Linked DNA regions of Homo sapiens: region 1 is linked to region 2. A link is a contact called in ENCODE Hi-C or POLR2A ChIA-PET data. All regions are on one chromosome and are shown on one strand. The core of a region is the stretch at or near the end of the contact, and the rest is flanking DNA. Distances in the headings are between cores, read along the strand shown.

Region 1 (3,298 bases), core at 172-2,671, 320 kb after region 2:
CAAATCATGAGGTCAGAAATTCGAGACCAGCCTGACCAACACGGTGAAATCCTCTCTACTAAAAATACAAAAATTAGCTGGGTGTGGTGGTGTGCACCTGTAATCACAGCTACTCAGGAGGCTGAGGGAGGAGAATCTCTTCAACCCAGGAGGCAGAGTTTACAGTGAGCCAAGATTTCGCCACTGCACTCCAGCGTGGGTAACAGAGTGAGACTCCGTCTCTAAATAAATAAATAAAACCCGCCCAAAACGGCTGGGCACCATGGCTCATGCCTGTAATTCCAGCACATTGGAGGCTAAAGCAGGAAGATGGCTTGAGGTCAGGAGTTTGAGACCAGCCTGGGCAACATAGTGAGACCTCATCTCTATAAAAAAATTTTAAAAACTTAGCTGGGAATGGTGGTGTGTGCCTGTTGCCCCAGCTACTTGGGAGGCTGAGGCTGGAGCATAGCCTGAGCATGGGAGGTAGAGGCTGCATTGTGCCATGATTGCACCACTGCACTCCAGCCTGGGCAACAGAGTGAGACCCTGTCTCGAAATAAATAAACAAATAAATAAAACTAAATAAAACCCTCCAAATTTTGGTCCTCGCTCCCACGGACTGGTATATGGTCCAGGGTGGCGTCTGAGCACCAGCATCTTTTGAAACTCTCCAGTGATTCTGACATGAGCCTATGTGGGCTGAGGTCGAGGACGATTGGTGCAGCTTTTTGAGAGGGTGGCACTGCAGCTCAGCCACTTCCAGCTGTGTGGGTGGCCTTAAACACTGTAGCAGCCTGTGCCTCAGTTTCCTCATTTGTGAAATGTGGGCAGCAACGGTACCAATTTTATGGGGCTACTGGGAGGATTCAATGAGATAGTGCCATAAAGAATCAGCACCACACCTGGCTTAGAGCAAAGGCTTGGACGATGTAGCTCCTGCAGATGGTTCCTACTCATTCCTTTCCCACACTGGCCACGGGGAGATTTGGAACCTTGAAGTCGCAGGAAAAAAGTCTAAAGAGCAGAGAGGGCCCTCTCGAGGACTGTACCACCTGAGGTGACCAGGGGAGGCTCCCTTGCCCTGATCCAAAGCTGGTTGGGAGGTGTGGGCCGCTCCGTGGCTCCTGTGCGGATTCCCATGGCTCCTGTGGCTCCGGGAGCAGCCCACACTCCTTAGCAAGGCACATGGAGGCCCCGGGCTCTCCACTCTTCCAGCAGTAAAGCTCAGCGAGAGGGTGTGGTTGAGTGTGGCTTCCCTGCTCCCAGCAGGCTCTCAAGGGCAGGGAAGGGACTTGCTGAACATGGTGCTTCTGAGCCTGGCACACGGAAGGTATGTGTCATGGTGCACAGCCCACAGCACATGACATGCAGACCTGCCAGGACAGAGAGCAGATGCTCTGAGCAGAGAACCACCTGGTCACAACCCTGACAGTGGCCACCACTTCCTGAACGCCCACCGTGCACTGAGCCTCAGGCTAAGAGCTTACTCACAATCGCCCGGTGACTGCTCTTTTTGGCATGTGATGTTGTCCGCCAGGATGATAAAGGTCAGAGATAAGCCTGTCCAGCCCCCGAGCCCACAGAGCTCTATGGCCTCAGCCTCTGTGGGCCACAGGCTTGCCTTGAACACTGGATCAGGGCACAGCCAGCCGTGTGCCTGCCATATCCAGTGCTGTGAGTGTTATTGCCACAGACAAGAGAAAGGCCACAGCTTTTTTTTGTAGTTGCAGACTGGGGTGGGGGTTTTTAGGCAGGTGTTTTTCTCTGAAGATGGGTTTTCTCATTTTCCTAGAACCGCAAGATGAAGAGAGTCGCCGTTAATATCCTGTCTGCTCTCCAGCCTCCATGATCTGAGATGGCATTCTAGAGATTTCTGTGTGGAACCTGACTTAACAAATATTGCTGCACAAATAAATGAAAGAAGTGTAGCTTGTGCAGCGGCCATGGCTTCAGAGCCAAGGGTGGCTGGCTCAGGAGTTCATGTAGGAACTTGCCCAAGGTTTCAACATACATCAGTTGGTTATCTGAGGACATACGTTGAGAATCTCCTGGGTGCTGACACAGTGGGGAACGAGGTCTGTTCTCACAGAGCTCACAGAGGGGAGATGGATGTGAAGCAGGTAAACTCATAAATTAATAGTAATTAGTGGCCAGGCATGGTGGCTCAAGCCTGTAATCCCAGCACTTTGGGAGGCCGAGGCAGGTGGATCACCTGAGGTCAGGAGTTCAAGACCAGCCTGGCCAACGTGGTGAAACCCCTTCTCTATTAAAAATACAAAAATTAGCCAGGCTTGGTGGTGGGTGCCTGTAATCCCGGCTATGTGGGAGGCTGAGGCAGGAGAATCTCTTGAACCCAGGAGGCGGAGGGTGCAGTGAGCTGAGACCGTGCCACTGTACTCCAGCATGGGGGACGGAACAAGACTCCGTTTTAAAAAAAAAAAAAGACAGAGTCTTGCTCTGTTTCCCAGGCTCAAGTGATCTTCCCACCTTAGCATCCTGAGTAGCTGGGACTATAGGTATGCACCACCATGCCTGGCTAATTTTTTAGTATTTTGCAGAGACAGGGTCTTACTGTGTTGCCCAGGCTGATCTAAAAATTCCTGGGCTTAAGTGATCCTCCCGCTTCAGGCCCCCAAAGTGCTGGGATTACCAGTGTGAGCCACCACGCTGGACCTCTGGCTGGGGTCTTAAGCCAGGAAAAATGGGGTAGTGGGGAGCAGATGGGACAGGCTGGTGAAGGGCTCAAGGAGCGATGTCATGATCCAGGTCACCCAAAGCCCAGCCATTTTGGCTTGCATGGGACTAGAGTCAGCCCCAGGGGTGTGTGCAGGGTGAGAAGGATGTGGCTCCAGTGGCCACTGCAGTGGTGGAGTGGCATTGCTGTTATGTTTCTGGTTGGTGTGTCTATGGAGAGCAGGACCCCTATCATTGCCAGGGGCTACAGGGACAGTGCCCAGGTCTGCCAAATCTGGCCTCCCACTGGGGGAGGCTGCGGAGGGAGGTCTGGCTGAGCAAGTGTGTCTGTGGGCATCTGTGCATCTGTGTATGTGGGGGTGGAGATGGTCTTAATCCAAGTCCACCCATGAGTAGTTGAGACAGCTCCTCTAAGCTGCCATGTGAGGGCCTGAATCATATGGGAGAGAGCTGTTCCCTTTCCATCCATTCCATCTCTCTGAGTATATTGAGGACAGTGTCCACTTGCTGCCACTTTCTGTCCACTGTACCCTTGACGTCCCGTAAACACTTGCTAATCTTCCTTTTTTTTTTTTTTTTCTTTTGAGATGAAGTCTCGGTCTGTCACCCAGGCTGGAGTGCA
Region 2 (2,993 bases), core at 225-2,724:
CTAGTGAGTTGATGATCCCCCTTCGTCTGACACAAATTATTCTCGAGTTCTTTCCTCTCTCTGGCTTGATAATATGGGTGGAAACTGTTAGTTGAGATTGAGGTGATTTGTGGTTCTGTGACTTTAGGATTACGTGAAATACTAATTTGGGGGACCAACAGAGATTTGACATTTTTTCAAAGCAATTTTTCAATTCCTACTACAATTTACCGTCAGTATTACTTCATAAATGGAAAGTCATTTTACCATTAAAGATGTAGGTAGGACCATCTCAGAAGAAAAGACAACTCTTTACACCAAATACATTTGGTTTTGTGAAAAACTAGTATCCTAATTTTTGCCGCTTATGGAGATCAATGAGAGATTTTCCCCACCCCAATGTTGACATGTACTACTCGACGCTGTCATATTATTGAGGCATAAAAGATGTTCTAATAAAATGGAAGTGACTTAAGAGAAAGTTTTATGCCTCCTCCCAACTCTGAACAGATGCTGAGAATATACCAAACAAGTTCACACAGGAGTAGAGATTTAGAGAGGCCTTCCCACCTTCAAGAATTTTATAATACGTTAATGAGCTGAGTCTTATTTTCAAGGATGGCTTTGTTAAAGCAGAAGAAGGGTAACTATGCTTATGAAAGGCAGTTTTGCATGCCTGTTTGTCAAAAAATACAGTACAATTTATTTTAAAATTGATTAATTGGTGTAGAACTTGCAATGGTCACACAATCAGGATGGTCAGCTTCCATTCAGGGATCAAATTTGTCCAGGCCTTTCAAAATGGAACACGTTGCTTTTAGTATGGCATTGGTTCTGTTTGTAGTGCTGATTTTTCTTTCATGGTAATTAAAAAAAAATCTTACTTTCTTAAAAGCCTGCACCCAAGCTAGTGAGCTTTTCTGCAGAGGATTGAGCATCCAAACCATGCTTTATTTTGGTGGATTCTTAGAGTTTTCTGGCTGGGTCCTTTTTGAGGGGTAGCTGTGAGCTGTGAGACAATTTCAGCAAGATGTAGGGACAAGGATCGCATTCGAGGTGGCTTAAAAGGAAACACGTTTGTGAGAGTTGCCTCACTGTCTCACCTGCTAGAAGAAATTGGGAGATTTCAGGGCTTGTTTTCGGTCCTGGCGTGGTGCAGAGGTGGAGGGGCGCCAGCAGGTGTGTGGTATGCAGGACGCAGAGCCAGGAGAACCTGGGGCAGGTGTCTGGAGCCGGGGGTGCAGTTCCTACTTTTAGACGCATGGTGGCGCTAGGGTCTCCTCCGGCCCTGCTAGCAATCTCTAAGGCACCTCCGCCGCCACCTGCAGTCTCAACCAAACCTCTGGGTGGGCAGCGCGGGATGTGACGGGCCGAGCGTCCAATCGACTGACAGATTTCCGTCCACACTACTGCTCTAGCCAATGGGAGCCGAGGAGAGGCGCGGAGGAGGCGGGCCCCGCGGCAAGCCTGGCAGAGGCGCGAGGCCCTCCTCCCGCCTCTCCGCCTACTCCAGCCTCCGCCGCCTCAGCTTCCCGAGCGAGCCCTGCGGCCGCCGGAGCAGCTCCCGCGGCGGAGCAGGAGCCGGATGGTCAGAGGAGCCCGGCAGCCCCAGCAGCCGCGGAGTCGCCTGGCCCCCAGGTGCGGGGGCTGGGTGGAGGCCGGGGTTGGGGATGGGGTGGGGGCCAGGGAGCGGGCCCAGGGGCAGCGGCTCGGGGCGGTGGAGCATTCGGGGCGCAGAGACCGGAGGGGCGGGGGGTGCAGGCTGGGGGGACCTTGGGGGCGCCTGCAGGCGGCGGCGCGGGCTGGGCGCGATCGCCTCCTCGAGGCCAGGTGAGAGGGGCGTGTGAGGGAAGGGGCGCCGAGGGGTGAGGCTGGCGGCGCGGGGCCGGGAGGGGCAAGGCGGGCGCGCCCCCGGAGGGGCCGTGGAATGCGGGGGTCGCCGGGCCCGGAGAGGCGGGGCGTGGAGGGGGCAGTGCACGGTCGGGAACGGGTGGGCACAGGAAAGGGGAGGCTAGGGGGGCTTGCGGGGGTGACGAGGCAGACAATGAGTAGGTGGAGGTGGGTGATTTTGGGGAGCTGGGCTGTGACGAGCAGGGGTCGAGGATGGGGTGAGGGACCAGGAAGGTTTGAGCTCAGGGGGAATTGGGGGAACGGTGAGTCCCAGGAATGCTAGGTCTTGGTAAATAGGGGAAACAGGGCATGAGGCGTTTGTAAGGTCAGATCTGGGCTTGGCGAGCCTGTGGTCCCAGAGGGTGGTCTATTTAGTTCTTGACTGGCACGGTAGCGCCGGGAGATGTTTTCTTGTATGTTACTTTTAGTTACCGTCTTATTTGTTTGGTCTGCAGACTGACTGGCACAGTGGAGAAACCGCCTCGAAAACGGAGAAGCAGGTAAGGCAGTGCCTTCCTATTTTGCTTCATGTTTTTCTTTTTGCTTGGCTGCACCTGTGCCGTACTGCATAATTGTATACTGTCAGTAGATGAAGTTTCTTATTTATCCCCCTTTTAAAAGAATATAACCACATGCATGATTTTTCTTTTGAGGACTTCAAATTACTACCTCTACAGTCGATTTTTTTTTTCTTGGTATCTAAGATAATGTGGGAAATCTTGAGAAATCCTACTTTTTTACTTTTTGATGTTGTGTAAGGATCTCAGCTATTTTTTTTTTTAACCTTAGCCATAATTTCATTTTCTCCAGCATCTCTGTTTAAAAAGCTCATCTTGGCTGGGGTGGCTCATGCCTTCAATCCCAGCTCTTTGGGAGGCTGAGGCAGGAGGATCATTTGAGCCTGGGAGTTCAAGACCAGTCTGGGCAACAGAGCAAGACTCCGTCTCTACAAAAAATTGAAAAACTAGCCGGTCCCATAAATATATACACCTACTATGTACCCACAAAAACAAAAAATTAAAAAAACAAAAACCAACTAGCTGAGCGGGTGTTGTGGACCTGTAGTCCCAGCTTCTCAAGAGGCTGAGGTGGGAGGATTGCTTGAGCCCAGGAAGTCAAGGCTG

What was found. Hi-C counts contacts between places; a loop is a spot of excess contacts on that map. ChIA-PET counts read pairs that join two places held with the same protein, here RNA polymerase II (POLR2A). Pooled maps may share reads with other maps.
Region 1: a pooled map shows a loop between it and region 2 (2.4-fold over the local background). The contact joins the enhancer-like site here to the promoter of SCAI in region 2. A Hi-C loop is called at or near these places in 2 of 50 pooled maps. POLR2A ChIA-PET finds 5 or more read pairs at or near these places in 2 of 52 experiments (BJ and GM12878).

The regions. Positions count from the first base shown.
Region 1 is chr9:124,816,919-124,820,216 of GRCh38, reverse strand. No RefSeq gene overlaps it. Among named protein-coding and RNA genes, the nearest start is that of WDR38, 35 kb to the left of the region's middle. Within about 2 kb of position 1,421, at least 10 of the 41 ENCODE cell types and tissues checked have a DNase peak (open chromatin) inside an H3K27ac peak, as active enhancers do.
Region 2 is chr9:125,142,009-125,145,001 of GRCh38, reverse strand. SCAI (suppressor of cancer cell invasion) reads left to right here and starts at 1,474. Exons shown (of 18, transcript NM_001144877.3): 1 at 1,474-1,617; 2 at 2,325-2,369. The coding sequence starts at 1,565. RefSeq lists a silencer at 1,356-1,855.